3 separate regions of the Mus musculus genome follow, and all the other regions are linked to region 2. A link is a loop called in an ENCODE intact Hi-C map of the cell type or tissue named here. Cell type or tissue: left cerebral cortex. All regions are shown on one strand. Each heading gives the region's core, and the rest is flanking DNA. Links, peaks and the distances in the headings are about the cores only. Region 1 has its middle 82 kb from the start of Tra2b. Region 2 overlaps Etv5 (ets variant 5). Region 3 has its middle 61 kb from the start of Tra2b.

The links. A loop is a pair of places that touch in the nucleus more often than their neighbours do. Peaks named below come from ENCODE experiments on the same cell type or tissue, not always from the same donor. Only the 100,000 strongest peaks of a DNase experiment are listed, where the experiment ranks them.
Region 1: it touches region 2 in a loop (5-fold over the local background); 3 of 42 quality-filtered maps call a loop at or near these places.
Region 3: a loop joins it to region 2, with 2.8 times the contacts of the local background. A loop is called at or near these places in 3 of 42 quality-filtered maps.

Annotation. Positions count from the first base shown.
Region 1 is chr16:22,343,036-22,353,533 of GRCm38, forward strand. No RefSeq gene overlaps it. Among named protein-coding and RNA genes, the nearest start is that of Tra2b, 82 kb to the left of the region's middle. In left cerebral cortex, for the core only: a CTCF peak has its summit at 4,301 (motif pointing right); DNase peaks (open chromatin) are centred at 5,168, 5,857 and 6,924; H3K27ac peaks cover 2,610 bases.
Region 2 is chr16:22,401,908-22,412,405 of GRCm38, forward strand. Etv5 (ets variant 5) reads right to left here. Exons shown (of 13, transcript NM_023794.2): 7 at 9,726-10,013; 8 at 1-24. Among named protein-coding and RNA genes, the nearest start is that of Etv5, 32 kb to the right of the region's middle. In left cerebral cortex, for the core only: a CTCF peak has its summit at 5,215; DNase peaks (open chromatin) are centred at 3,887, 4,172, 5,034, 5,582 and 1 more place; H3K27ac peaks cover 2,643 bases.
Region 3 is chr16:22,322,130-22,332,627 of GRCm38, forward strand. No RefSeq gene overlaps it. Among named protein-coding and RNA genes, the nearest start is that of Tra2b, 61 kb to the left of the region's middle. In left cerebral cortex, for the core only: no CTCF peak of the experiment used is centred there; a DNase peak (open chromatin) is centred at 5,435; H3K27ac peaks cover 895 bases.

The DNA of each region.
Region 1 (10,498 bases), core at 2,168-7,167, 60 kb before region 2:
GAGGGCTACAATGCTTCTTGGGGGTCTCCCGGAATCAGTGTCAATTCTGAACCAGTATCCATTAGACCCAGAATATCTAACTGTTTCCTTTCCCCCATTGTACAGTCACCCTTGTAAAAGGCTGCAGGACCCTCTGGGGGAAGGACTGGAGGAAGGCTATCAGCAAAACTCTTAGGTACTTATCAAAGTCCTTCTTCAAGAGGACCTGGAATTCCCTTAATTCAAGGAGCTCTGAATCGGAAAACTGGCTCAAGCCCCCTAGGAATCCAATATAGCTTTTATTTCATTCATCTGAGAACTTTTCTTACACATATCAAACAAGAATGCAGTAGGCTTCTTATCTATTTCATGCCTAGAAACACCATATCAGCTGGTACTAAAGTCATACCACCATAAACATCATTTTCCCTGTGCTGACCATTACAGGTCAGAGCATTACGGACATTGCTTTGTCTATGCTTCCCATTATTATAACTACAATCACCTTGTCTCTGTCGATTCAATGCTGTCACCTGACCACCTGCTACTTTGGGGTCCAACTAAACTCATTCCATTTAATTCATGCAACTGAGCAGTAACATCACCAACCCTAAAAGGTCTAGCACAAGGAAAGGGGCAAGAACAAAACTCTTCAAGTGTGCTGGTGACCCTCTTACCATTTTGTGTCTTACAGGATTGGTGAAGGGCATGACGTCAGGGTCTTCCCATTGTGGAGGATTAGGTTTTACAAAACATACCCACTCTAACATTGCAATTTCCCTGAGCCTCAAAATCTCTTCATCAACACTAAGACAAAGGATACCAGGCATCTCCGTTTCAATAGGCCATCTTTAGATAAATGCTTTAGCTAGCCATTCAAACAAACTTTTCATATCTATCTATCTATCTATCTATCTATCTATCTATCTATCTATCTATCTATCTACCTACCTACCTATCTATCTATCATCTGTCTGTCTCTAACTGTGCAAGCTTCCATGTTAAACCTAGAACCTCCACTGAGTGGGTCTATGTTAATCAACTTAGCCTGGTCCAGCTTTATGTTTCTCCCACTGTTATCTCATACCCTGAAGATCCATTCCCACACACATTCCCCAGACTTCTGCTCAAATGAATCAGCAAACTCATTAAGCTTGATAGTGGTGTGGTGTGCCTCCTCATGGACCACACTTTCTACCTGTGCTCTAAGAGCCTACTTAGCCTTATAGGTCTAGAGGCAACTATTGTTGGACCCTGAGGGACATCGCTATTGTCTTGCCTGGCATTTGAGAGGGTTCAAAGCTCTCAGCCTTATTAGAGTCCTCCCACACACCTCCATCCTAAGTTACAGGACGCCCAATTAATAGCCTTACTTTAGCCACTGACATCCTGAGGCTGGGACTTGAATTTTAGCTACAATTCAACCAACCTTATAATGAGGACTTGTGTTTGATTTTCTGCAACTTGAGCTCTGTGACTGCTGGAGAGGAGACTCTCTTCCAGGGCACACTCAGAAGGCTTTAGAATGTTTGTGTGCATCTGGAGCTGGCCAATGTTATCACTGAAGTCATTACTGTCCTTCACCATATTGTGAGATACAAGAAGTTGTTTAATTCTATTATGGAGCTCCTTCTTTTCCTTTGTCAGTTTATCCAGAGATGCTAGGAGCAACCAACCAGCAGCATCATTTTCCTTATTTTTCTACAAACTGTCAAAAATTTGATATACAGAATCATAAAACTCCTTTCCTCTCATAACTGGTGAATCATGATAATCAAATGCATTGTCTTGATAAATTTGTGAAATATCTCATGCCATGGGCTTTCACTACTCTCCAAGCTTGAAGGAGAGGCTTTAATAATTGTAGGTGTCAGCAGATTGTCAAACCTACTCCAAATACCTAAAAATAAAGAAAAAGTAAACTCATCCTATACTTATTTTATTCCAACCCCACGCCAATTACCAAAATCTGCATTAGTCAGGGTTTTCCAGAGGAATAAACTGAAGGACAGATAAATATAAATAAATACCTATCTAGATACATAAAGGGGATTTATTAAAGTGGCTTTAAGGCTGTGGTCCTGATAGTCCAACAATAAAAGTCTACCTGTGGAGAGTCCATTGTTGTTTAAGAATATAGTAGTTGTTCAGTCCACAAAATCACTATTAATAGATCTTTTGACTAGGAGACATATCTGTTCCTGACAGTATCCCCTTGACAGTTCAAAGAAGATATTGAGCGTCATAACCTCATATAGAGTTGCTCCAATTGTGGCAAGATAGCCTCTGGGCAAGAACTGCCCTAATTCACCTGCAATTAAAAAAAAAAATACTGTCCAGGAAAAGACACAATGCAGGATAGTCGACATCTTAGCTCTGCCAAGACACAATAAGATAGTCCTTCACAGTTCCTGCTTTACTTAAGGTCTGCTAGATGATTCTGGGCCAGAAGGCTGAACAGATGATCCAACATTTCAGGAATATGGGGACTGTCCAGGCAGTCAGTTTTCTCTAAAAATTGTTTAAGTTTTAAAAACTATGTTTTTATGTTTCCTATATATTCAGGTTATATTTAATTCATTCTTGGATCTCTGATGGGGTTGAAGACTAGTTATAGTCTCACAATCAAACTTAAGTTGTTTTGCATTAAGGAAGATGATCTAGATCTGAAAGGATAGATTTCAGATTGTAATACGGGTTAAAATCAAAACATAATTCAGGTCTAGAATTGTAAACTTTTAAAGTTAGGATCAATGTTAGAATAATATACCTAAATTGGCAAAATTGATGGACTGGACATCATTGGTGTATATCATACCTTATAGTTTACATAACTGCTATAACTATGTTCAATGTATATCTGAGAGAAAAGGCCTCCTTAATGGACAAAAGGGTGAAATGTTGTGGATTTGATCTAATGCTTGTATTATGTTAATTGAGTCCCCTGAATTGCATGAGAATCCACACATAAAATACTGAAAGTCCCTGCCCCCCAGTTGGTTTTGATTGGTAAATAAAGTTACTGGCAGCCAATGGCTGGGCAGGGAGACAAAGGCAGGACTTTTAGGATCCCTGGACAAGGGATGGGGGAGAAGGAAGGAGTTAGCTGGGGAGGAAGAAGACACCAGGCCTGAGAGGTGCAGAAGAAAGAACATAGAAGTCATGTAAGAGTCAAGGATCCTGGCCCAGAAGGGCTACAGGTCTGGGCCCGGGGCAGCCAGTATAAAATATAGGTTTTAGTGAGTGATAAATTGAGATTAACAAAAAGTACATCAACCATGTAGAGGTTAGGAAGTGGCCCGGCCATTGAGCTGTTTAAGGCATATTAAAATATAAGGCTGCATGCATGTCTTTTATTCAGGAACTCAGAACATTAGAGCGAGTAATGAGGAATGCTGCCACTACCTGGGTCGATTTGAGCAGTGGCTGTTTGGGTTCTACTACACACAGGGCTGGATGTCTTTCCTGGTCTTCAGTATATAGTGGAATCTCAAAGTACACTCTAATGACAACGAGGGAATGACTTGTCATTGAACACAACAGCAAGCAGGCAGAAACAAGCTTCCTTCTTCCATGTCCTTTATATAGGCTGCCACCAGAAAGTGTGACCCAGATTAAAGTTGGATCTTCCCACCCCAAAAGATCCAGATTAAAGGAAGGTCTTCCCATTTCAAAAGATTTAATTAAGAAATGATCCCAGGCCAGTGATAGTGGCACACTGATTTAATCCCAGCACTTGGGAGGCAGAGTCAGGTGGAAAAGTTCAGGTTGGAAAGCTCAGGCTAGGGACAGGGTATGACAGATAGGGACTGAGGGATTCTGGGTGTGATGGTTTATATATGCTTGGCCCAGGGAGTGGCCCTATTTGGGTGTGGCCTTGTTGGAGTAGGTGTGTCACTGTGGGTGTGGGCTTTAATACCCTTGTCCTAGCTGCTTGGGAGCCAATATTCTCCTAGTAGCCTTCAGATGAAGATGTAGAACTCTCAGCTCCTCCAGAGCCATGACTTCAGAGACACTACCATGCACCCACCTTGATGATACTGGACTGAACCTCTGAACCTGAAAGCCAGCCCCAATTAAATGTTGCCCTTATAAGAGTTGCTTTGGTTCTGGTGTCTTTTCACAGCAGTAAAACCCTAACTAAGATGCTGGGAAAACCTGGAGGTCCGGTCTGCTTTGATATGTAAAGTATGCATCTCTGTCCTTTGTCCCAGGACCCGAAACCAAACAATATTGTATTTTTACTCTTTATTCTTGGGTATGTGTGTGTGTGTGTGTTATGTGTAAGTGTGGTCTGGTGTGTGCAGATGCCTGAGGAGGCCAGGAGAGGGCATTAGATTCCTTGGAGCTGGAATTACAGGATTGTAATCTCCCAGATGTGGACACTGGGCTGCGTCTTTGCAAGAGCAGTACATGTTCTTAATTGCTGAGCCATCCCTCCAGCCCCCAATAAATTAATATTACTTTTTATTAATTTATTAAAATTGCTTACTTGTACAAGAAAAGTCTTGAGAAGTATAATGTTGTGTATCTTGTTTACTTGTTTGTATGTTTTTGAGACAGGATCTGGCTATGTGGTTCAGGCTAGCCTGGAATTCACTGCTGCCAAGGCTGATCTGGAAGTCAAGGTGAGTGTCTTAGTTAAGGTTTCCATTGCTGTAAAGAGACACCATGACCAAGAACATATAGTCGGGGCTGGCACACAGGTCCAGAAGTTCAATCCATTATCACCATGGCAGAAAGCATGGCAGTGTCCAGGCAGGCATGGTGCTGGAGGAGCTGAGGGTTCTACATCTTGATCCAAAGGCACTGAGGAGAGACTGACTTCCAGGAAGCTAGGAGGAAGTTCTCAAAGATCACCCTGATAGAGATACTCCATACAATTTTTCTCCAACAAGGCCACACCTACTCCAACAAGGTCATACCTCCCTGGGCCAAGCCTATTCAAACCACCACAGTGAGCCTCCTATTCCAGCCTTTTGTAATGTTATGGGGTGTGTGTGTGTGTGTGTGTGTGTGAGTGTGTGTGTGTGTGTGTGTGTGTGTGTGTGTGTGGTGCGGGAGACCATTATGTACCATTTTAAAATAACCTTTTCATTCTGGAATAACTTTACATTTATAGAAAAGCTGCAAAGATAATACAGAGAGCTCTCTAGAGCCCTCCCTGCTGTGGGTGGGGCAGATGGCGCCTCCCAGCCACACAGACAGCTGTGATTCTGAGGAGAGAGTCCTGACTCTTTCTCCACGTAGATGGCAGAATGTCTGATTGATGATCTCCTACAGCCTTCTTTCTGCCTCAGTTTCTCATTTGAAAACAGGAACAAAATCATTGTGAAGATGGAGTAAGTTCTTGCCCTGTCCCGTGAGAGCTAACTGGCCCTGAAAAGACATTCAACTCTTAGAACACAGGCTCCTCATTGGTGAGGAGAGCAATGCCTTCCCTGGGAGGTCTGAGGGAAAGGGGAGTTGCTCCGGGCTTGGCTTTTGCATTTTCTGCTTTTCCTTTATCTACCTCTCAGCCATGTTTCCTTATGCTGAATTTTATTTGAGGTGTGCAAACAGTAGGTCAAATATCTGCATGGTGTGTGCAAATGTTCCACTAGAACTCGCTCACAGTTCCTGGCCTTGTGGGGGTGTAGGGGGGGCAGGGGGGAAAGGGGAAGAGAGAAAAGGGAAGGGAGAGAAGGAGGAGGGGTAAGAGCAATGATTGGTGACCCTTAAGCACCCCACAATCTTGAGATCCTCAGCATTAAGAGAAACAATATAAGCTGAATACTTTTCTGCTAGTTGTCCCTCGCTGTTTCTGGAAATTTCCAGGAGGCGGCTTCTCCAGTACATATGTCTGAGAAGAGCCGATTTGTTCTAAAACGAGCCAGTGTGTGGGTTGCTGCGCACCGCTGCTCTCAGCACTCTCCTGTCGCCCCCACTCCTCCCAGCCCGCCCCTCCTCGCTCCTCGGCAGTTTAGGGACTGCCACCGCTGCTTTCCCAGGCTTCCTGGGACCTTTTCTTCTCCAGTTCCATGATGTCAGAGACCATGGGGCACCCGGTTTAGAGCTGGGTTTCCCAGTCTTGTCTACATTTTACTTTAGAATCTCTCGGGGGAGAGCTGAAATCCTTGGAAGTTCTGGTTGCTTTGAGACAGGCTAACACTGTGTATGCCAGGCTGGCCTTGAACTTGCCTCAGTCTTGGTGCGGGGATTGCAGGCACTGCACTACCAAATCCAGCTAGCAAGTCTGATTTAATTGACCCAGAAAATATCAACGCTTTTTTAAGAAGAGCTTTCCTGGGGATTCAAAAGTCCTAACCAGGATTGAGAACTACAGCTCTCAGCCACAGGCTTCCAGATCACTTCAGACAGAAGGCAGGAGTATTAACGCTTCCCCCAGCAGTACAGATATTTCTTGGATGAGTGAGCAGATTTGCTCATCAGAGCTCTAGAGAGGCCTTTGCAAGTCATGGAAGGTAGGAGAAAGATATGATCAATTTTAGAGCTCTAGGCCCCATCTCTAGTTCTACTGGATCAGCTCCTGTTTATCTGTTAATATATATTATTATGAGGGTTTTTGTTTGTTTGTTTTGTTTTGTAATTTTTATTTACTTCTTTTTCAAGACAGGTTTTCTCTGTGTAGCCTTGGCTGTCCTAGAACTGGCTCTGTAGACCAGGCTGGCCTCAAACTCAGAGATATGCCTACCTCTGCCTCCTGAGTGCTGGGATCAAAGGTGTGCAACCTCACCACTCAACTCTGTTAATATGATTTTAAATTAATTCCAAGTAAGATGTGTGCTATACTCTGGATCAAATATAGATGCATTTATTAATCGCAAGGTCCCCCGGTGGTGTTTCTGGGAAGCTCTGCTGCCTGTAAGAAGTCAGGGTCTGGTGTTGGGGCGATCTTTCTTTAGCCAGGGAGGAATGTGCTTACAGGGGGGGGGGGGGGGTCTGTCATTTCCTCTTTCTCTTTCTCCTCACCAGAAGAGGTTAGCAGATTGCCATGCCACAGGCTTCCTGTCACTGTGGCAGGCACCCCTCCAGGGGCCTACATGCAATGGGGCTGCCTGAGAATGGATCAGAATCTCCAAAACTATGTGCCCAGATAACACTTTTTTGTTGTTCTAGGGGCAGGAGCCACTGATGCTGACACAAGGCTGAGCGAGCTCCATCAGCGAGGAAGGGATGTTTCTTCTCATAAGCTACAGCAGCCCTAAAAAGTCAGGGAAAAATTCAACAAATACTAATCACCAAGCGAGGTTGGGATTTGTTTGCTTGCCTGCTCTTCGATTTTTGAGAAAGGGGTGCGCTCTTTCCAGTGTAGCACTGGACTGCCTTGGAACTCTATTTGGGAACCAGGCAGGCCTTGAAATCACAGAGCTCTCCCTGCCTCTGCCTCCTGACTGCTGGGATGAAAGGTATTTGCCCCCGTGCCTGGCCCACAAGTTAAAGTTTGCAATTCAGGAATGATTTCGGAGGGCTGGAGAGATGGCTTACTGGTTAAGAGCACTGGCTGCTCTTCCAGGGGACCTGGGTTTGATTCGCAAATGACTGCTCACAAGCTTAGCAACCCAGCCCCGTCTTCTGGCCCGTAAGCACCAGGTGTGCATGTGGTACTCAGATATACAGGCAAGCAGAAACACGCCTAGATGAAAATAGACCTTGGGCTGGTGAGATGGCTCAGTGGGTAAGAGCACCCGACTTCTCTTCCGAAGGTCCGGAGTTCAAATCCCAGCAACCACATGGTGGCTCACAACCATCTGTAACAAGATCTGACGCCCTCTTCTGGAGTATCTGAAGACAGCTACAGTGTACTTACATATAATAAATAAATAAATCTTTAAAAAAAAAAAAAAAAAAAGAAAGCTACCTGTCGCTGGGCATGGTGGCACATGCCTTTAATCCCAGCACTCGGGAGGCAGCAGAGGCAGGCAGATTTCTGAGTTCCAGGCCAGCCTGGTCTACAAAGTGAGTTCCAGGACAGCCAGGGCTATAAAGAGAAACCCTGTCTCGAAAAACCAAAAAAAAAAAAAAAAAAAAAAAAAAAATAGACCTTAAAAAAATAATTTCAATAGTAATCTCTGAATTTGGGAGGCTGAAGTAGGATTGCTGTGAGTTCTGAGCTAACCTGGGTTACATCGTGAGTGTCAGCCAGCCCAGACTTCAAAAGCACCAGCAAAAAAAAGGGAATGCCTACATATATAAAATTACGGATTCAGTGAACCTTTTAGCCATCCCTATTCTCCCAGCAGACTTTATTTTTGGAAATTTTTAAATTTATAGACAAATTATGAAGGCGGTTAAGGGACTTTCCACATATCCTGTCCTTAGTTTGCTCCTATTACAGAGGGCATGTCAGTGACAAACACATGTCAAAACTGATGAGTCAGCACAGATACACTAACCGAAGTCTGTACTTGTTGTTAGAGACACAGTCTGTAGTCTCCTTGTCTTCTTTTCCAGAAGCCTACAATCATGTGTCCATAGGCTCTTCTTGCTCCCCCACCTTTCTCTTGTCTCCCCATCTTTGTGACAAAGTTTGACCCTGTTAGTCCAGGTTGGCCTTGACCTTGAGATCTGTGAGCGCCCGACTCGCCAGCAAGAATGGACGCCACAATAGGATCCTTCTGCACACGTTTATTGGGAGAGCTCAATTACAGAGGCGAAAAGACCCTGAGTCAAGAAATGGTGCTGCTTATATAGGTCTAGGAGTGACGTGTCCATACCTGATTGGTTATGCTACCAGTACCTCATTAATATGTGTCGGGCCAGGCAGTGACTCGGCAAAAAACTCTTATGCACATGCGCACATTGGTTGTTTACCCAAATTCATGGGTGGTGGCCAGTGGTAGCCAGCGCCATCTTGTAATGGCGTTTTCGGCTTCCCACAGAGATCTTCCTTCCTCAGCCTCCCAAGTACCGCATGGAATCGCCAGCCAGCATGTGGAACTATACCTGGCTCTCCTCCTCTCCTGCCCCTGTTCCTTCTCACCCATCATCCCTCCTGAGCCAGTTCTGTAAGTATGGTCCTTGGGTGGTTTTCCTGTGGGCTACAGTGCACTGCTCCTGAATGCCACTGCCTTCGCTGTATTGGTGTTGGTGAGTGGGGACACTGCCGGTGGAGTTCCCGTGTTCTGGAAAGGTTGCCACTCCCACCTCCTAGCTCACTGCCACTGCAAGATGGCACACACCCATCATAAGGATTTTTATGCTACAGATATAACTGTTTAGAAAGACATTATTTTTTCTCAGAATAATTGAAGATTTAAAACAGTTATTGGAGAGGTGTATTAGGCTACTGGAGTCTGGCCAGCTTAAAAACTTTGTAAGTTTTTGTCATTCACTTTCTCTGTTAAAATAAATAACTATTTTATATTCAATCTAGTAATCATGACTTGGAATAAGTTTCCTTAATAGAGTCTGCCCAACTGTAAAAGCATTAGGCCTTTAGCTTTTCCCTTGGTGAGTCCCCAGTTTCCCCTGGCTGCTTATGTAAGTTGAAATATGAAGTCTAGGTCTTCAATAGTGAATTGAGACAAAGGCAAAATTGGAGGAAAAAGAAAGTCAGGGCATCAAGATGACCCAGTGCACAAAGGTCCCTGCTGCCAAGTATGGTGACCCAAGTTTGCATCTCCTGCCCCACATAGCAGAAGACAACTAACTGTAGGAAGTTCTCCTCTGACCTCTACACCTTCTCTGTGGTGTGTGCACTGACACACACACACACACACACTCATGAATGAAGACTTGAACATACATATACACACTCACACACATACATACACACACTCTTGAACACACATACATACACATACACACACACACACACACACACTCAAATTCTTGAACACATACACATTCTTCTTTTTTTGTTGTTTTTTTGTTTTGTTTTGTTTTTTCGAGACAGGGTTTCTCTGTGTATCCCTGGCTGTCCTAGAACTCACTCTGTAGACCAGGCTGACCTCGAACTCAGAAATCCACCTGCCTCTGCCTCCCAAGTGCTGGGATTAAAGGCGTGCGCCACCACTGCCCGGCACACACACACATACATATATACACTCACACTCATGAACACACATACATACATACACACACACTCTCATACTCTTGAACACACATACATAATACACACACACACACACACACATAAGAAAGAAATTCATCAATCAATCAATGAAAATTTAACCATCTAGCTCAGTGCATGAGTCGGGACTTCTGATACTGATCCTTTATAAACAGACCTTTGCCAATAGTGTAGCTTCAGTTGTTATATTTATTTATTTTTAAAGATTTAAAAAATGTATGTGTATGAGTGCTTACCTGCATGTATACATATGTACTATGTATGTACCGAGTGTCTTCAGAGGCCAGGAGAGTGCATCATATCCCCTGGGACTGAGGTACAGTCAGCTGTAAGACATCACCATGTGGACGCTGGAACCAAACCCAGGTCCTTTGCAAAAGCAGCCAGTGCTCTTAACAGCTGAGCCATCTCTCTAGATCCTTCCATTGTTTTATTTAGTATTTC
Region 2 (10,498 bases), core at 3,187-8,186:
GGCTCAGACAGCTGTCGCTGAAATCTGGAAGGAAAAAAAGCATATTGTTTAATACCATATGAACACTCACTATGATTCAACATTTGGGATTAGCCACCACATCTGGTTTTTAAAAGATAAATTAATTTCTAAATGAAAAAAGTTCTCACTAATGTAAAATGTTGTTTACTATCAATGTGTGTGCGCCATGTTTATTATCAATGTGTGTGCGCCATGGCTCACGTGTGACAGTCTGAGAATAACGCTGTGGATTCACTTCCATCTCACTGGCCCACAAACTACTTTTGAGAAGAACCAAGGACTTACTTGGTATTGATACATTATCATAAAATGACCGTAATTATAAGAAATGAAAAGTTGATTGGTAGATCAAAGAAACTGAATTAATCAAGAACCCTTAATCCTTTTATTACCTGTTAAATCATTTCAAATGTGTAGGGAAGGCTAGGTTCCATTTTACACTGCATTCTAACATAAATGTTATGGATGAAAGACTTCACATTATGAAGCAAATGTATATGAGAACATATGTACAATTTCAGGGGTGGGAGAAGCCGTTTATAAATTACCTTACTAAGAGTAGAAACCATCAAGATATACGAGGGCAGAAGCAAAGTGGAGGGAAACCAGAATCTGTAATAACCAGAAAATGCCGGAAGCAGAATCCAGCAAAAATGAAGATGCGGCAGCCACTGACCTGCCTTTTATTTTTACTTGAGTGAGGCTCAGGATGACAGCAGATCCTCCTTTTAAGTGCTAGCATTGAAGGTGAGTATATCTAAGCCTTTAAAGAGTAACTGAAGGTCAGCATTTTAGTGTGGCAGTTTGAATAAGAATGGCCCTCACAGAATCCCAGATTTGAATGCTTAGTCACCAGGGAGTGGCAATGGCTCTGTTTGGAAGATTAAAAGGATTAAGAGGTGTGGCCTCAGCTGGGTCTGGGTGGTGGATGCCTTTAATCCCAGCACTGGGGAGCCAGAAACAGGTGGCCTCTATAAGGCCAGCCTGGTCTACAGAGTGAGTTCTAGGACAGAGAAACCCTGTCTGGAAAAACAAAAACAGACAAACAAGCAAACAAAGAAAAGCAAAAGCCTTGTTGGAGGAAGTATGTCATTGGGGAGGTGGGCTCTGAGGTTTCACAAGCCCAGGCTAAACCCAGGCTCTCCAGGCCTATGGGTCAGGATGTAGCTCTCAGCTACTTCTCCAGCACTGCGTGCTTGCCACCACGCTCCCTGCCACAAGGACAATGGACCTCTGAAACGAAAAGCAAGCTCCAATTAAATGCTTTGCTTCGTAAGAGTTTCCTTGGTTATGGTATCTCTTCACATATAGAACAATGACTAAGACAAACAGGAAAATGAGTGAAGAAATACTAACATATGCACTAGTAAACGTAAAATGTTTGCTTTCAAGTTAGACATAGCTGTAAGAACTAAAAACCAGCATGTTAACAGAATAAAAACAGACACATTTATCAATGGAATAGAATGGAGGACCCTAGATTAAGTCCCTGTTCCTATAATACCTGAAATTTGACAAATATTAAAAAAAAAAAAAAAAAAAAAGTCAGGCGTGGTGGCTCACTCCTTTGATCCCAGCACTCAGGAGGCAGAGGCAGGCGGATCTCTGAGTGTGAGGCCAGCCTGGTCTACAAAGTTAGTTCCAGGACAGCCAGGGCTATACCGAGAAACCCTGTCTCGAAAGAAAAAACAAAAACAAAACACACACACACAGAGAAGAAAAGACAACATCTTTAAGAAATAAACAGCGCTGGTCAAACCAGACAGCTCCATATAGAACGTTTCCCTTCCCTCTCACCCTGTACCCAAATCAAATGGATCCGAGATCTCAATGTCAGACCCCAAACTCTAGAAGAAAAAGTAGGGAGTACAGGTCTGGATTCAGGCTTAGGTAAGGATTTTCTGAATAGGACTCTGAATGATCCAGGAAATCAGGCCATCAATGAAAGTGGGACTCCAGGAAATTCAAGTTTCTGCCCTGCAGGAAGCTATTGTTGACTGAAAAGGCCACCTGTTAGGTGGTACCTGCCAGAGGATTAGTATATACAATATACTAAGAGCAAAAACTAAACGAAACACCAAGAAAACAAATGATCCCATTAAATGTGGACTAGAAGAACTACATGCAGCCAAGAGCGCTTCAAAGCGTCCTCTCCTTAGCTACAAAGGCAAACTACATTACTGTAAGATTCTACCTCACCCATCAGAATTGCTAAGATTAAAAAAACAAAAGACACGCTTCTTTTTAATAGATTTAACCAAGTAGTTGGACTTAGATTTGAATCAATCTGTGTCATCAGGTGCTAACAGATTTCTAGAACATCAAGACTTAAGCCAGAGATCTGGGCACAGATAAAACTGCCCGAGATCAGCATGGAGCATGAACTGCTCCTGGGTAAGTTTTACTATCCTCCTGCAAGATACACCATAAAAATCAAAACAAGGGCTGGTGAGATGGCTCAGTGGGTTAGAGCACCCGACTGCTCTTCCGAAGGTCCAGAGTTCAAATCCCAGCAACCACATGGTGGCTCACAACCATCCGTAACAAGATCTGACTCCCTCTTCTGGAGTGTCTGAAGACAGCTACAGTGTACTTACATATAATAAATAAATAAATCTTTAAAAAAAAAAATCAAAACAAAACATGATCATAAAAATCAAAAACACAACATGATCCCCGAGCAATTTTATACATGGGTGTCCTTTTGTCCAAGATACAAAAGCATTCCACTTGCCAGCCCAACATTCTGAACACATTCCACCACAGTGAATGTCTTAGCTAGTGCAGACCTCTCACTTCAGCAGAGACCTGAGTTTAAAGTCGCTGCCATTTCAAGTGACCAACTTTCAAGGGTCTCTCGACAAGTATACATTTGCAACTTAGGCTTGGGCTTGACATTCTGAATACAGGCATCAGCCACAGGCTCACAACCTGAAAGAGAACCTTCCAGAAAAGCACAAAGATACCGCAGAGGCTTTATTCTTATCAGCTGCCCATACCCCTGTGCCATCATGTTAGCACCTTCAAAGGTGACCCGTACCACTCAGTACTGTAACAAGAGCCTTGGCAACTGGATCGACCAATGGTCTCCTGCTTCTGGTTCGTGTTTGCCGTCTCATCTTCCAGAATGTCGGCCTGGGATGGCCTCTTTAGGAAAGGATACTTCTACAGGAGCCCTAGCCAGCAAAGAACCTCCCCATCTCACCCCCTTTGCCCCCAACTCCCCAGTGTCCTCTCTACTGCACAGTGAGCCCCAGGATTCATGAAGCCAAAGCCTGGATGCGTCTCAAAGACCAGGACAGAATCTTTAACTGGCATTGCTCTGCACTGCACTGGAGAGTGGCAAAGGAGATCCCGGGCAGGTCACAAGACCAACCTACCTGGGAAAAAGAATGGCTCAGAGCCCGCTATTTTTTTTTGCTTGCTATTTGCAGAGATTAATGAAGTAATTCAGCCCTTGTCCTCAAAATACATCCTGTGAACTTTACTCATAGGCCTTCTACTGAACCCCCGTTCCCCTCTCAGCAATCTTTTCGAAGTATCAACGAATGTGTTGTCCAGATAAACAACCATCACCAAGATGCTGCTGGGACCATTCCCAAAAGAGCAGCAGCTTAAGTTGACCAGTCTCTCTTCCTCCACCCCACCCGCAACCCCAGTGCAGCTCATTAGTAACGAACTCACATTTGGCGAGCAAGGGGAGACAGACGACGGAGCAAGGCTTCCAAGAGCCAGCTTATTTAAAGGAAAAATTATTTATTTATCTGTCAGATTTATATAGCTAGCGCCTTTCCTCTCAAGAGCACACCCACGCCACCAACATTTGGTTTACGTTATGAAAACTGTTAAGATTCTTTTTCTGCATTTCCTTTCTGGCCTCAGCTGCCAACACACAGCGTAAACACAATGGTAACAGAAATAAAAGGGGGGGAAGGGAGAGATTCAAGGCAGGGCATGCGGTGTGTATGCCTGGCAGGTCAAACAGTGATAGTTCAGAGGAGGCCTTCGAGACGATCCCTCAGATTCAACGAGAACCACACCACACACTTAAATCTCACTGTTGAGAGAACCTGAAGCAAACCAGAGAAACAGCAGAGGCAAATCCAGAGCCTGGCTCTGAGATCAGAACAAGCCAAGCCAAAAGCTGGCCTTCTTAACTACTGACTTCCCGCGTGACTTTTACATAATGGCTCGGAGCCTCCATTTTCCTCCTTGGCAGAATGCGGAAGACCAGGACACCTGCCCCAAAGGTCTGTTACAGCAAGTCAAGTTCTCAATACACAAGGACTTTCAGTCTCCCAGCCAAAGTCCCAAGCTGCACAATGGTAAAGACCCCCTGGGTCAGGAGATTACCATATGCACTAATCAAAGTAAGATCCCTGAGCCAAGAGACAGATTGTTGGGTTTTATTCTTGAGTGACTCAGCCATGCCTGCCTGGAAGGTGCTGCAGCCCTCAGCAGGAGGCAAGGACAGCATTCACAAACAAGCCTAAGTCAGACCAACAGTAAAGGGACAGGAAGGCCTTTACTGTAAACCCTGTAAAAATGAAGCAACTGGAATTTCATGGCTCTCCAGCCCACAACTGAAGTTTCTAAGTTGTGTTTTTAAAAAATCACTCTTTATTATGTGGGTATATTACAATGGGGTGGGATCGCAGGAGCAGAGCTCAGAGGACAAATTTTAGGACCTACTTCAGCCTTTCTCATGGCTTCCAAGGACAGAAGCTCAGGTTCTGAGGCTTGGGTAGCTAGAACACACTTGATATTTCAAAGTTAAACTGCAGTCAGTGAAATGGTCCAGCAGTGCACACAGGCATCTGAGTGTGACCAGCAGAATTTGTTCTCCAGAACCCACCCGGTAGGAGATGCCTAACTCTGTTGGCGTCTGACATACAGAGGCACCCCACCCCCAAACTCCCCAAAATAAAATTTAAAGTGTGAAGGAAAGAAATGCTAAGTAAAATACAGCTAGGCATGGTGATGCGGCCTGTGGAACTGTGACACACGGGAAGTACCCACCTGGTGTCTAGCACTCCTCACCCCTAAATAGCAGAATTGGGGTTCAACTTCAGGGCTTCTTCAGTCTGTATATGAGTCACAAGCCTAGAGTTTAATATATATACACACATACATACATAGTTAGTATTTTTACTTGTGTGTAGGTGCCACTGTAGGCTGCAAGAGGGCACCAGATGCCCCTGGAGCAATTATGAGCTGCCTGTCTTGAGTCCTGGGATGAGAACTCTGGTCCTCTGGAGAACAGCAACCACAAAGCCATTTCTCCTGCCTCCCTAAACCGTTCCTACAACCAGCACCTTTCAAGACTCTACTGATGACACCTAAGTACAAATTATACTAGTTAGTCCACGTACCAAAAAAATCCTGGTTTTAGAAACTAAGAAAAAATTGTTAAAAAAAAAAAAAGCTTGAAAGCTCTGATAGCAAACACTTAAAATAACAAAAACGTCACAAACCATAACTCAGGCAAGACATCTCCAGGAGGGTTGTGTAAGTAATTGGGACTGAGGTGGCTGGCTGTCTAAATGGGTGGACATTTACAGAAAACAGAACCATGCAGGCGAGAAGGAGCGAAGCTAAGACAGAGCTGGTTCTGGAGAGTAGACGTTACTTGCTAGGGCTTCCGCAGTGTCTGCCAAGGCTTCAGTGTGCTAAACAGTCCCAGTATAAAGACATCCTCTACTCATCTGATGAACACAACCTCAGTGCGGACCCAAGGAAAACCACCTCATTCTCAATTGCAAATTTGATGCAGAGGTCCTAAGTAAGTCAGAGAAAGTAAGTTCAACAATGCCGATGACCGGCCATAGAGCCAGGGCAGGGCGCAGGGGGCAAAGAGCACCCACCAAGCCTGACAATTTGAATCAACCCCTCCCCCCCAGGGTGGAAGGAGCCCACTGACTTTTTCAAGTTGGCCTCTGACCTCCATATACATTCTGTGTCACACAAGCACAAAACCCCATACATTAAAAATAAACAAAAAATAAGATACTAAGCAACAAACAATGTCAGAAGAATACATGGACAATATCGTTTAAATTAGCGTAATACACATTATTAAAGGAAAAATAATTTGATCATTTCTTTTCAATAGGTAAAAGCATTGTCTGATAATTTTCAACACTGATAACTTTTCATGAAGGGCAGAGGAGATCTCCATTAGTTTGACAGAGGAAATACAGACAGACAGGCAGATAGACAGACAGTGAAATGCTAGAAACTAGCTTTCAGAGTCAACTATCAGGAGAAAGTTACCCAGTCTGTCAAAGAAAGTTTCATTAAGAATCCAAGCAAATTTGGCTTTAGACCCCAAAATGAACCCACACAAAGCACGTTATTAGCCAGACCCACGATGAGGATGCACACAGTCTGTCTTCCAAGCTGAGTTAGACTGTGACTCAGTCAACCCTTTCCTGTAACAACACAAGACCTGGAGGGCAATGGTGAATATATGACAGTTTGTCCGGGATGGACTCCAAGAGGAAGTCGGTCTTGTAACCTATCAAATATCATAGTTTCTGTGCTATCGAAGTTCCAGAAAACAGCTCAAACCAGGCTTTAGAGGCCCAGACCACACGGCAGGAGACAGCTCTCAGTGAGTTAGTTGGTCCTTTCCTCAAGTCCTGACTAACATGGCCATGCTGGCAGTTCATCATGTGGTTGACCTATGCCTGGGTATTTCGTTCCACCAGTGACTGAACATCATAATATGGATGCTCTTGCGTACTACCCAAAAGCAGTTTTGTTTTGGTTTTCTACTATAGGGACAAAAACAAAAACAAAACACGTATAACCATCAAGATTGGTCTGGCCAAAGGAAAAACAGAGCTCTCATGGAGTATAAATGGAACACGCTGTAGCACGCCAAATACATGATCCCCTCCCACACCACGTGGGAGGAACCACCAATATAAATCACTGCTTTCAAATGCAGTATTTATCTTCCAAAAATAAACTGAGTTGTTAAGAGTTATATAGGCAGATTACATGGAACACCAAGAATATACTCTGACTATGGTTATTTTAGCTGTTTAAAGCAGGGCCACAGCAAATGGCCACCACTATCAACAAACACAGTGAAGGCGATTAATCCCGTCTAAGGAAAAAGATGAAGACTCTGAACAGGTCAGGCCTACCCTGAACAAAACAAAAGACCTCTTGTCCCATGGGCTTAGAGGAAATAATGCTGAGCTCCACAGACATTGCCATTTCAGAGGGGAGCAAAGTTCAAGGACCAAGGGCACTCAGCTTTTCAAGGATCCTCGTGGACATTTGCAATTCAGAGACAATCAAAAGGTATTTCAGGCTTTGCTCTCTCACTGTAAAATTAAAATACAAGGACAACAAACTTCTGCTTTGGCTGGAGAGCAGGTATTCCCTTTATCCTACAAAATAACCTACATTAACAAGGGCATTAACAAGGTGAGGTAAAGAGCCTTCCTCACAGTGTATCTAAGTGACAAATGATAGTCCCACCCAAGCTCCACCAACGCAGACTCCAGTGGAACTAAGGGCCTACGAACACGTGCGCTTGCACGCGCGCACACGCACACGCGCACACACACACACGCACACACACACACACACACGCATGCACTCGGACACCGTGTGAGCGGACACAGAAGGTCAACTTCAGGTGTCGTCCTTCAGGCTCTGTCCACTTTGGTTTTTGAGACTGGACCTGGACCTCATGAAGCAGGCTAGGCTGCCTGCCGAGCAAACACCAGGGATCTGCTGGTCACTGCCTCCTCAGCATGATGAAGAAAGGCAGGAAGCTCCATCCCTAGCCTTTTCACAGGGGGATCTGAGAATCCAACTTTCACAGCAGGTACTTCAGACGGAGCAATCCCTCCCCACTGGAGTCTGCGTTTCTACCTCCACGTCCTGCGATGTGTGTGTGTTTGTGTGTGTGTGCACGTGCACAGTGCTCTAGGGGAGCCCCAAGTACCCCATTTCTGCTCCTAGTCTGTCATTTTAGAAGCCCACACGCTACCTCACCTTTCACCCCAGGTTTCTAGAGTTTCTGTCACCTCAAAAGGTCTTGAACCATCATACTACAGGCCAAGGGAAAAGAAACAGGAAGTTGAAGACGGATAGGCCACTTCACAAAAGACTCATCTGGAAAAGATACCGATGTGCTTTCCCTCTGGACCTGAGGGCAGACAGTCATAACTCCTGGGGACCTGAATCTCCTTTCTCCAGGGTAGGCAGCCAGGAGGCTTGTCTGTTCTACAACTGATAGCCGGTCTCCTCTATCTGCCAGCGTTACAGTGTTGCAAGACAAGGAGGCCAGCAAGATAGTTAGTTCTCCCTCAACCCCCGACCAATTCATATAAGCTGCCACACTGCTCAGGATAAGAACCAAGGGCTGGGAGGAAAGAAGTGCTAATCAAACAGATTTAACAAAGCAACTTCCCTATGCCTACATTTGCCAGGCATTTCAAATACCTGAACTGAAAATTCGCTACAGCATCCTCCCACCCCCCATCAAGAACCCCTACAGGAAATCAGTGACGCCCTTTAAAATAAACTAGTAAAAGGAAAATGGCAAAAGCCCACCAACTTTTGAACCCAAAATCTTGGTAGTTTTTTTTTTCCATAAAAATATCAATTCTCTTGAAAAAGAACAAGGTTATGAATATATATGATACTGCCAAAGCCTAGTGGCAGCTGTTTGATTTTTTTTTGTTTTTTTGTTTTTTTTAGATGCGCCCTCGGTGGCAAGAGAAACTCATGAACCAATGTCCCTGCCACGTTACAAATCTCAGATACCCCCCAAAATGGTGATCACCTCTGGGGCCCTATATAGCACAATTGCTGTTCTGTGGTTCTTGGCTTGACCGTGGAAAAGACCATGAGCCAGCTATATCATGCAGGTTAGACAAAGTGGGGACAGGACCATAACCAAGCAAAATAACCTCCAGACAGACCCTGGGTAGAACCATCTGGCCCTTCTCTTCTCCAGGCCCCCACTCTCACCTACAGAGAGGTGGTTCCCATCCTACTAACACCATGATCAGTCACCATATCTCACTATCAACACAGATGAGGAACAGCTGACACGCAATGAGTAAGTCCACACCTGGCCGCATTTCCAGACTATCACAATGAACATAGAAAACCGAATCCCTCTCTACCTTTACTTTTGATGAAGGAGGACTCCAGATAACCATGATGTTTCAACTGTTAGAAATATAAACCAACCTACAGGGAAACCGGGAAGTTTCTACCTCAAAAAAGCAGATGTTATTACTAACATTCTTAGTTCACTATGCTAAAATGTGAATAATAATGGCTCCCATAACTCAGACTCTTCCCAGAATGCAAGTAGAATAATAATAATAATACCATGATTAGGAGCAGCGTAAACTAAAGCTCAGTTTTACAGGCTGTATCTCATGAGGAGCCCAGAAATTGGTGGGTTGACTGTGCATCTGGGCAAGCCATCCCTCCACCCAGGCTTCCTAAGGAGGTTACAATCCTAGAAACCATTCTGAGAACCTCCTGAACAGGGTGCTATATAACTAGCCCATACCCACAGTACATCTGCAGTCTCACTTCACTGATGTGTCAGTGGCGTTAGTGGAGTAGGAACTTTCTAGGTACCTGGCCAACATGACTAACTGCTTCTCTCTCCCGATGAGAAAAGGACATGAGAGAGTAAGTTAGTTCAGAGTGGTACCCACCTCTGTTCTGATGGATACTGGCTTTCAGGCATCATCTTTGGCATTTGCAGGGGCTGATGTGGTGGCCGGGGGACCGCAAATGTTTGTTGCTGTGATCCAGGTTCTGGAAGTGAGTGAGGAGTCGGGGCAGGACCCACCCCTTGAACTGGGCCAGCTCCAGGGGTGAGACCTGAGGTGGGCAGAGTTGCCTGAGGTGGGGGAAATAGGGAATTCTGATGGGTGGGTGACAGAGGAGTGGCGGGCGGGGTTAATGGCTTGAACCCAGAGGGAGGCTTCCTATCGTAGGCACTGTAAAGAGACAGACAGAAGGATCCATTAAACTCCAGGGAGGCATTTGCATAGTAACCAGGCCCAGCAGAAAACCAGTTTGCAGCCCATTGTTGCCAGGAAATGACGTCATTAACACGGTGAAATCGCTACAGCCCAGGGGAATATTTGTACCTCGGTAATGTGACAAACGCGGGGCGTCAAAGGACTTGTTTAACACTTCTTGTGATTTTTCTCCAAGATAATTTTAGCTTCTGCTTCCGGTTTCCTTTTTCCCTCCTTCTAAAAGATCTGTGTGTGTGTGTGTGTGTGTGTGTGTGTGCAGGGGTGTATGGGTGAGGCTGGGAATTTATGGGCCTTCTCTGGTCCCCTCTCCAAAATATTCCAGGGTTCCTATAAATTGGTCAAAAATCTTTGTGGAAGGTAACAGTGCTTAAATTAAACAAGCCTTCACTGGTTCCAGGAAGATCTGCGTTTACCTTTAAGTGCAAAGAATGATTAAAATT
Region 3 (10,498 bases), core at 2,946-7,945, 80 kb before region 2:
AGGAGATATTTTAATAGGTACTAAGGAAATTCAGAGAATTATGAAATTGAAAATTTATAAACTATAATTGGGTACAAGTAATATGATTAGGGAAGTGGGGAAAAGGCGTTTAGGGAAGAAGTGGAAAATGGGAAACTTTAGGGAAGAAGGACAGAGGTAAATACAGAAAGAGGGAGGCAGGTAAAATAATAATAAAGATATCTGAAAAAGATTATAATACATATAATTCTATATATCAATATACATATATAATTTAAATGAATTTCTCTCATTTGGGATGGCAAGGCCCCTCCAAGAACCAAAGACTACAGACCCAATAAAGCCCCCAGTACCAGGCATTAGAAGCCCTTTTGAGTTGTTGGTCAGAGTTTTTCAAGGGACTCCCAAAAATACAGATTATTGCTACTGCCTTTGGTTGTCTCCCAAAGGTAGAAGTCATTATTGCTGAAGATATCATGAACTTCAGAAACAGAGCCCAGAGACCCCTGAACTGGACCTGATTTGACCACCACCTCCCTAAGGACTAGTTTTTGTGGTAACAGAAGGTGCCATGCAAGCTTCCAGAAGAAGGAAGAAAACTACAGCCATACCCAGATGTAGTACTTATGAGCCATAACAGCGACCAGCCTGGCACAATACCCTAGGTGTGCAGTAGTGGCACACATACCTTGGTAATAACCAACAACTCTCTAATTGGTCTTAAGAGCCATTCAAGAAGAGGGAAACCATGCCTGGTACTGGGAACCTAGAGAAGTCATTGATCTTAGAGGAGAGCCTACAGCTACCACTTTATTAAGACAGCACAATCCCTAACAACATTCTAAATTGTTATCCTCATATCCACACATAAGTGTAGTCTTCACCTCTCATCAGGGTAACTTCTCTTTGCAACAGATGGAGACCATTATAGAAAAAGTGCAACCAGTCAAAATGCAGAGTTGTGGAGTCCAGTCCCAGTGGATATGTCTACAACACATTCCCCAACCTAAGGCTCAGGGAACATTGTGGAAGAGGGAGTGGAAAGATTCTAAGAGCCAAAAGATCAAGGTGTTTGCTGTGAGAATGTCTCCTACTGATGTCAGAAGCTACATTCATAAACATGACTGCCTAAACAAGAGCTGAACAAGGAAGGCACCAACAGACATTGTTGTGGCCTAGGAGTTGCTCTACAAACTATACAAACATCAATTGTAGTCAGGCAGGGATGGTTTGTTGAAGTCACATCCTAGCACTGGTCAGGCAAAGTACATAGATCAGATCGGGGGTTGAAACTGTGACATCAGACATTTCTCAGAGCAGGCTTATCATTGGAAAACCCAGGTTCAAAAGTTTAAAAGGCAAACAGGGGAGCAATATTACATTTTGGCTAATTAAATAAAGCATTATCAAATAACCTTTAAGCTGATTGGTCCTGAGTAAGGTAACCGGAATGGTGGGTGGATGGTGAACACGGTAATTTCTGAATATTGAGATAGCAGAGCATGAGTATTATAATCATAATTTTTGGCTTATTTGTAGTAATCTTCAGTGTTAGCCACAAAACCCATATTGAGCTCATACACAAGTGCAGGAAATTCTGTCTGGTGGTCAGTTCTGACTCAAGCCATAAGAGTTCATATTGACCTTTAACTTGATGGAATTTCTTAAGATTAACAAACTTCATACAGAAATTGATATGTGATCAACATAACCTTGCTCTGAGACAAGTTATTTTTCTGTGTTAATGACTAGCAGGCATGGAACAAAATGGCTACAGCTATGCTGGGGGGTGGGGGCGGGATGTCAGACAACAGATATGCCAAAGTGGATGGGAGAAGGCTGACAAGACCTCAATATACATATACACATATGCATGTAAAAGCAATAAGAAAAAGGTCATGAATTTGAAAGAAAGTAAGCGTCTTAGAATTTTCATTGCTGTGAAGAGATACCATGACTAAGGCAACTCTTATAAGGACAACATTTAATTGGGGCTAGCTTACAGCTTCAGAGGTTCAATCCATTATCATCACACTGGGAAGGATGACAACACCCAGGCAGGCATGGCACTAAAGGAGCTAAGAGTTCTATATTTTATTCTGAAGACAAACAGGAGACAACTGGCTTCTAGAAAGCTAGGAAGAGGGTCTCAAAGCCTACCCCCAACAGTGATACAATTCCTCCAACAAGGCCATACTTACTCCAACAAGGCCATATCTCTTAATAGTGCCACTCCCTGGAACAAGCATATTCAAACCTTTACAGTAAGAGAGGTGTATATGGAAGGCCTTGGAGGGAGGAAACAGAAGAAAGAAATAATGTAAGTATAACCTCAACAAAACAAAACAAAATCCTCTTCCTACTAAGCTAAAGAATCTAAAAGAAATCAATGGATTTCTAGATACATATGATCTATCAAAGTTCAAATACACGCTTAACAACCAATGGAATAAGAGAAGTGGAAAAAGAAAAAAGCTCAGGGTCTGATGGACTTAGCACAAAATCTCATCAGACTTTCAAGGAACTAACATCAATATTCCTTAAGTTAGTATCTAAAATAAAAAGAGAAGAGTACTTCTAAATTATTTTTATAAATTCAGTGTTATTATGATACCAAAACCAGATAAAACTCAACAAGAAGAAGAAGAAGAAGATTGGTAAAGGCAAATCTCTCAGATGAACAAAGAGGCAAAAACTTTAAATAAAAGATTTGAAAACTGAATTCAAGAAAACATCAAGGGGCTGGAGAGATGGCTCAGCGGTTAAGAGCACTGACTGCTCTTCTGAAGGTCCAGAGTTCAAATCCCAGGAACCACATGGTGGCTCACAACCATCTGTAATGAGACCTGACGCCCTCTTCTGGTATGTCTGAAGACAGCTACAGTGTACTTAGATAAATAAATAAATAACATAACATAACATAACATAACATAACATAAAAAAGATCAGCCGCTACTATGAAGAACCATTTCAGAAATGGTTCAACACAAATCAATAAATATAACCTATCACATGATTTAAAGACAGAAACCACATAATCATTTAATTAGCTATAGGAAAGGCCTGTTGTTGTGTCTGGCCAGTAGATCACAACCTGGGTTCTAGCCTGGAAAGGCATTTTAGAAACCTGGAAGAGAAGAGGGGCTGGGCTGTGCGAGATAAGGAAGGAACCAAGACAAAGCTCTCTGCTCAAGGTTTAATTTTTACTATTTTGGCACTCAGTTATAAAGGAAGGGGGAGGGGCCCAATTCCCGCCAAATAATCTTGGAATCCAGTAGCAGGGTGATCACGTGATGGCTTCAGAACAGCAAAGCGGCAGGTTCCAGCAGTAGGCGTGGCAGAAAGATTGAGGGGAAGCTCCACCTCTGAGCAAGCAGGTTTCAGGCTGGGGGAGGAGAGACTACAGCCTGTGACAAAATCTAATATCCCTTTATGATAAAAGTCTTAGAGATTTTATGGATACAGGGCACATACTTTAATATAATAAAAGCATTATAAAGCACGCTCACAGCAACATCATGCTAAATGCAGAAAAAGTCAAAGCATTTCTACTAAAATCAGGGACAAGATAGGGATGTCTACTCTCTCCATTCCTGTTCAATGTAGCACATGAAGTCTTACTTAGTTAAAACAATGAAGAGAGGGAAAAAAGGGGCGGGGGAGGAGAAGAGCAAATACAAAAGGAGAACCTGAAGTAGTCTAAGTGCCCATCTTTGCGGATGATGCCGTTCTATACATAAAGGATCTAAAGACCTCACTAGAAATCTTCTACAGCTGATAAGTACGTTTCACAAAGTATCAGGATATAAAATCAGCTCACAAAAATCGATGCACTGTCTTTATCTCAACAGCAGCAGCAGCAGCAGCAACAACAACAACAACATCATCATCAACAACAACAAAATATAAACCAATCAGAAAGAAATCAGGGAAACAATGGTGAGATTGCCTCAAAAAAAGGGCGGAGGAGGTAAATTTAGCTAAGGAAGTGAAACCTTTAAGAAACCAAAGACAGAAATCAAAGAAGATATCAGAATATGGAGAGAACTTCTATACCCTTGGATCCATCTGATGAATACTTTGAAACTGGCTATCACACCAAAAGCAATTTATACATTCAGTGCAACCTCCCTCAAAATTCTAACACAATTCTTCACAGAAGTTGAAAAACAAACAAAACACTGAACTTAAGTTTTAGATGAAAAATGCAAAAGAAGAAGGATAGATGTGTTGGTCTGAATATGCTTGGCCCAGTGGTGGCACTATTAGGAGGTGTTGGAGTAGGTGTGGCCCTGTTGGAGGAAGCAAGCCATTGTGGGGGTGGGCTTTGATACCTTCCTCCTTGCTGTCTGGAAACAGTTTGCTCCTGGCTTCCTTTGGATGAAGATGTAGAACTCTCAGCTCCTCCAGCACCGTGCCTGCCTGCGTGCTGCCATGCTTCCTGTCATGATAATAATGAACTGAACCTCTGAACCTCTAAGCCAGAGCCAATTAAATGTTGTCCTTTGTAAGAGGTGCCTTGGTCATAGTGTCTCTTCCCAGTCATGGAAACCCTAACTAAGAAAATAGACAAAGCAATCATGACCAATAAAAGAATGACTGGTGGTATCACTATGCCTTATTTCAATTTAGTAACAATGCCAGCAGGATACTGCAACCAACAGACACGTTGACCAATGGAATAGAATCGAGAACCCAGACGTACATAAATCTGAGTTATAGTATACTATGCTTCTACAGTCACTTGATTTCTGATAAAGAAACAAAACAAAACAAAACAAAAAAACTAGATAAAGACCTCAACAAGAGGCTGACCAAACTGTATAGCTACATGTCGAACAATGAAACTAGATCCCTACCTCTCACCCTGCACAAACTCAATTCCACATGAATCAAAGACCTCAGCATGAGACCTGAAACCCCAAGTCTGACAGAGAAGAATGTATGGAATCAGTTCAGCTTGCAGGGGTGGGAAAGGACTTTCAGAGCAGGAGTCCAGTAAGGCAGGCATTAATAGTGACAGCAAAAAGAAACTTCATTAAATGAAAACACTTCTTTACAGCAAAGGACACCATCATTTGAATGTTAAAGTAGCATAGAGAGTGGGGAAAATCTTTATCAGATATATCTGTCAGAGGTTTGATATTTAGAATATACAAAGAACTTGAAAAACTAAACACCAAGAAAACAAATTATCCAATTTAAAATTGGGTCATGGAACTTAACAGAGAGTTCTCAAAAAGAAAAAAAAAAAAGGAAAGAAATACAAATGGCTGAGAAACATTTTTTAAATGTTCAGCATCTTTAGTCATCAGGAAAATGCAAATTAAATCTACTTTGAGACTTCACCTTAACCCAGTCAGAATGGTTAAGTTTAAAAATGATAACAACTGCCAAGAAATGCTGGCACGCATATGGGGAAAGGGGAACACTTAATCACTGTTAGGGGGAGTGCAAGCTGGTGCAGCCACTATGGAAATCAGTGTAGAGTTTCCTCAGAAAGCTATAAATAGTCTACCATATGATTCACTATCATATATGTCAGTTCTGGGCATGTTCCCAAAGGATTCTATATCCTACTTACAGAGATATTTCTTCATTCGTGTTCATTAATTCTATATTCACAATAGCTAGGGAACAAAATCAGCCTAGATGTCCATGAGTGGATGAATGGATAATAAAAATAAAGCCCATATACACAATTAAATCTTACTTAGCTGTAAAGAAAATAAAATTTTGAAATTTGTAGACAAATGGATGGAGTTGGAGTGATCATTTTAAGTGAAGTAACCTAGACCCAAAATGACCACACCGTATGTTCTCTTTTGTATATGGACACCAGTTTTTGTTTTTCAAGGTTTTTATTTATTTTCGTTTTATGTGTATGGGTATTTTATCTGTGTATCACATACATACAGTGCCCTCAAAGTCCAGAAGAAGGTGTCAGATCCCCTAGAACTGGAGTTACAGATATTGCTAGCTGCCATGTGAGTGCTGGGACTTGAACCCTGGTCTTTTTTTTTTTTTTTCTTTTTAGAAAACATGTTATTTGTTTTAAGATTTATTTTATTTATATGAGTACACTGTAGCTGTTTCCAGACACACCAGAAGAGGTCATCAGATCCCATTACAGATAGTTGTGAGCCACCATGTAGGTGCTGGGAATTGAACTCAGGACCTTTGGAAGAGCAGTCAGTGCTCTTAACCACTGAGCCATCTCTCCAGCCTAAACCCTGATCTTTTAGAAGAGGAGTCTGTACTTATAACTGCTGAACCTTCTCTCTAGCCCAGGTGCTAGTTTTGCAACACTCTGGATGTGTGTGTTAAATTGGAGTATCCATAGATGACAAGGAAGTACTAAGGGGCCATAGGGGAATTTCAAGGGGATGGGGAAAGAATGAAGGTAGAATGAAAAAGGAAAGAGGAAGAACAGAAGTGTGGATGGCCATGGGGTTGCAGGGAGGAGGAGGAGAAGGAAGGAAAGAAAGAGGAGGAGGAGGAGGAGGAAGAAGAGGAAGAGGAAGAGGAGGAGGAGGAGGAGGAGGAGGAGGAGGAGGAGGAGGAGGAGGAGGAGGAGGAGGAGGAGGAGGAGGAGGGAGAAAGACCCAGCACTCAAGACTTGTGTGAGTTTTTAGGTACTCTGTTCTATGCTTCCAGAAGGTTGCACTTCTAGTCACCTGCCCAGGGAATCTTTGGATCCTCGAATGAAAGACACACACACACATTAGCTTACTTTTAATATGCAGTGTAGCTCAATGGTTGGGCACTTCTAATCTTCTGCTTGCTACCTTAGCCCTGATTGGAGAAGTGACCAGTGGCCAGTTATCGAAATCTCACAAGGCTGGTTGGCTTTCTCTCCTGCAGCCTCTACAACCATCTGTATCCTACTGCTTCATGGGTGATTTCTCCTTCTCCTCCCCTCTGTGTCCCAGTCCTCAAACTCTTAAGCATCCTGCCCTGTCTCCCTTTACCCAACCATTGGTCTCTGATATATTTATTGAATGATCAAAAACCAATTGGGGACAAGGACCTTTAGCATATGGACACACAGATTCCCGATTGAATCAAAGCATTAGAACCAATCTCTAACAAAGGCCTTTGAAAAAGTCATATGAAGACCCACTACTGCAGAAGCTTCCTTAATTAAATACATATAATACACATATATGTATACAAAAATAAAATGGATGCAAGTGGGGCTAAATGTAGGAGCCCCCAATAATGGGGGACAATGCCTCTCTGAAGATACCATAGGTTATCAAATAAAAATCCTAGTGGCAAATATGTTACCTCTTCTTGAGTTGGTGATCACTAGTTCAATAGCCACCCCTCTCTCCCAAATATTATATGATATTGCTCTTGCTTATTACCATCCAGAATTTGATAGTAAGACTATGTTGCTAGAGACACCACATATATAAGTCACAGGACAGGGAGAAATCAAGCTCACTAGAGGCTTTATCACTACTAGATATCTTTCATAGTGCTAGAAGCTTCCATGTATGATATTAAGGCTTCCATTCATGATATTAAGGTTCCCAGCACTCAAGACCTTTGAAAGAGTGATATGGGAACACACTACTGCAGTAGTTTCCTTAAATAAATGCATATACATACACATATATAGACATATATAAAATGGGTTTAGATGGGGCTACATAGAGGAGTCCCCTATAATGGGGGGGCAGTGCCTCCCTGTAAACACTATAGGTTATCAAATAAAAATCCATCTGTGAGCCCTGTGAATTACAATAGCAACAAGCTTACCAATATACATTCACTGGTGCAATAGTGACACCGTGTTGTGGGAATAACCAACCTTTCTCTTATTAGATTTAAGTCCTTCCCACAAGACAAAACTGATGCCTAGTACCCTTAATTGGTCCCAAACCACATGGCTAGCTAGATCATAGGCATCATGGGAGAACCTAACACTTTTATTCTATTAAATAGATACAGTAATAAATTATATATGTGTACTGGCTAGTTTTGTGTCAACTTGACACAGCTGGAGTTATCACAGAGAAAGGAGCTTCAGTTGAGGAAATGCCTCCATGAGATCCAGCTGTAAGGCATTTTCTCAATTAGTGATCAAGGGGGAAAGGCCTCTTGTGGGTGGGACCATCTCTAGACTGGCAGTCTTGGGTTCTATAAGAGAGCAGGCTGAGCAAGCCAGGGGAGGCAAGCTAGTAAGAACATCCCTCCATGGCCTCTGCATCAGCTCCTGCTTTCTGACCTGCTTGAGTTCCAGTCCTGACTTCCTTTGGTGATGAACAGCAGCATGGAAGTGTAAGCCGAATAAACCCTTTCCTCCCCAACTTGCTTCTTGGTCATGATGTTTGTGCAGGAATAGAGACCTTGACTAAGACAATATGTTCTTATCTTTATACCATAGATTAATACATTTTGTCATTCTGATTAGTGAGGTTTTTTCTTTTCCAGGAGATGGCAATTAATATAGAGGAATAAACTGTGGGATATTTATATCACAATGCCTTTCCCTCTAAGGCTCAGAGACCACTGTGGAAGAGGAAGAGTAATGATTTTAAGAACCAAAGAGAATAGAGGCCTATAGAATAACAGTATTTAATGGACATAACAGGGCCCTTGTACACATGAACTGTTCATCTGTAACTGTGCACAGAAAATCTGCACAAATCAGCTAGAATCCAGCATGGATCAGGGAAGGGCTCATGAAGTCCCACTCTAGCTGAGAAACTTAACAATTGATAGCTTCTGGGAGAGTCCATTTTCCTTAGGGATGTAGGCCATGCTTCACCAGTTGGTTCCATACCATATACATATAGGCCACCCTTGATTGCCTCAGTATGTTAAAAATAACAAAACAAAAGAAAAACAAAAACCCCACTTGAAGTTGTAAGGGAAAGTAGTAGGAGAAATAGGGGAGGGATCCGAAGGGAAGGAATGGGTGAGGGATTTGATCAAAACACATTACATATGCATATATGAAATTCTCAAAGACTAACTTCCCTAAAAAACAACCAAAAAAGAAACAGAACTCAAGGTTCCCCAGAACAGCAGTATTTGCATCATTAGGGAAGTTGTTAGACATTCAAATTCTCAGAATCTACACGAGAGCTCCTGAGTCCCACACTGTCAGGTGCACTCCAGCAGCCACCACCAGTGATATACCCACTAGTCAGGATCTAAAGCCAAGTGCTATGGTAGCACAAAGAAGCAGCTATAGTGTTTGGTCAGGGACAAGGAAAGCCCTAAGAAATGAACATGCCTTTGTGAAGATTTGAAAAATTAAGGAAATGGATTGAAGTAAACATACATTCATAAATAATATTTTATTTCCAGTGGAGAATTTTGATAATTCTTTAAGCAGGTAAATTGTTTCTTTTACTTACTTTCCATCCCATTTATGGTCCATGAGTATATGAACATATTTGTTTTGCTTTTGTTTTTCATAACAAGGTTTCTCTGTATAGACCAGGCTGGCCTTGAACTGAGAGATCCTCCTGCCTCTGCCTCCGCCTTCTGAGTGCTGAAATTAAAGGTGTGCACCATCACACCCCACTAACATACTTGTTTGTAACTAACAAAGATACAATTTTCTACTTTGCTTTGTTTTGGTTTTTGTAGTTCTGGTTGGCCTGGAATTTTCTAGGTAGACCAGGATGGCCTCAAACTCACAGATATCTGCCTGCTTCTGCCTCCTGAGTGCTGGAATCAAAATATATGTCACCGTGCCCAGTTATTAAATAAACTTTTTAAACACTTAGAATGGAAAATTTATCCAGGAAAACTTTGAAGTTATCTGTGGATTTATTTTCTTACCTCATAACTAATATCATTGCCTTCTAGCCTTTTTCTTTTAGAAATCATTTATACAATTGATATAGCAGTAGACATATATGTACACATAGACTTATCATGCTAGCACAAGCATCCTTCATTATGAGCAGTATTTGTATGCCAAGTCCTGCCTGGCCATGTGGAAGGGACAATACGACATGGTTCCTGCCTCTGGAATAGAGCCAGCAGGGCATGGCCTCCAAGAGTGTTGGCAGTTGCTAGCTATAAGGTTTGTTTGTATATTTTACTTTATGTTTCTCCTCCGGAGAAATGTCCTCTTTACCAAGGTTAATGACCCATGATAAGCAGAGGCAGCACAAGTCAGGGAGGTGAAGTGTGACTGTGTCCTTATCAAATGGTAAGCACTGTGACCTTCAAGATAGCCCTAAAGGCTGTAGGAAAGAACTCTGAAAACATGAGTTCAAAAATATATAATTTCTTTTTAAAAAATAAGATTTATTTATTTATTATATGTAAGTACACTGTAGCTGTCTTCAGACACCCCAGAAGAGGGCATCAGATCTCATTACAGATGGTTGTGAGCCCCATGTGGTTACTGGGATTTGAACTCAGGACCTTCAGAAAAGCAGTCAGTGCTCTTCACTGTTGAGCCATCTCCAGCCCATAATTTATTTATTTATTTATTTATTTATTTATTTATTTCTCTCTCTCTCTCTTTCTTTCTTTCTTTTTTTGG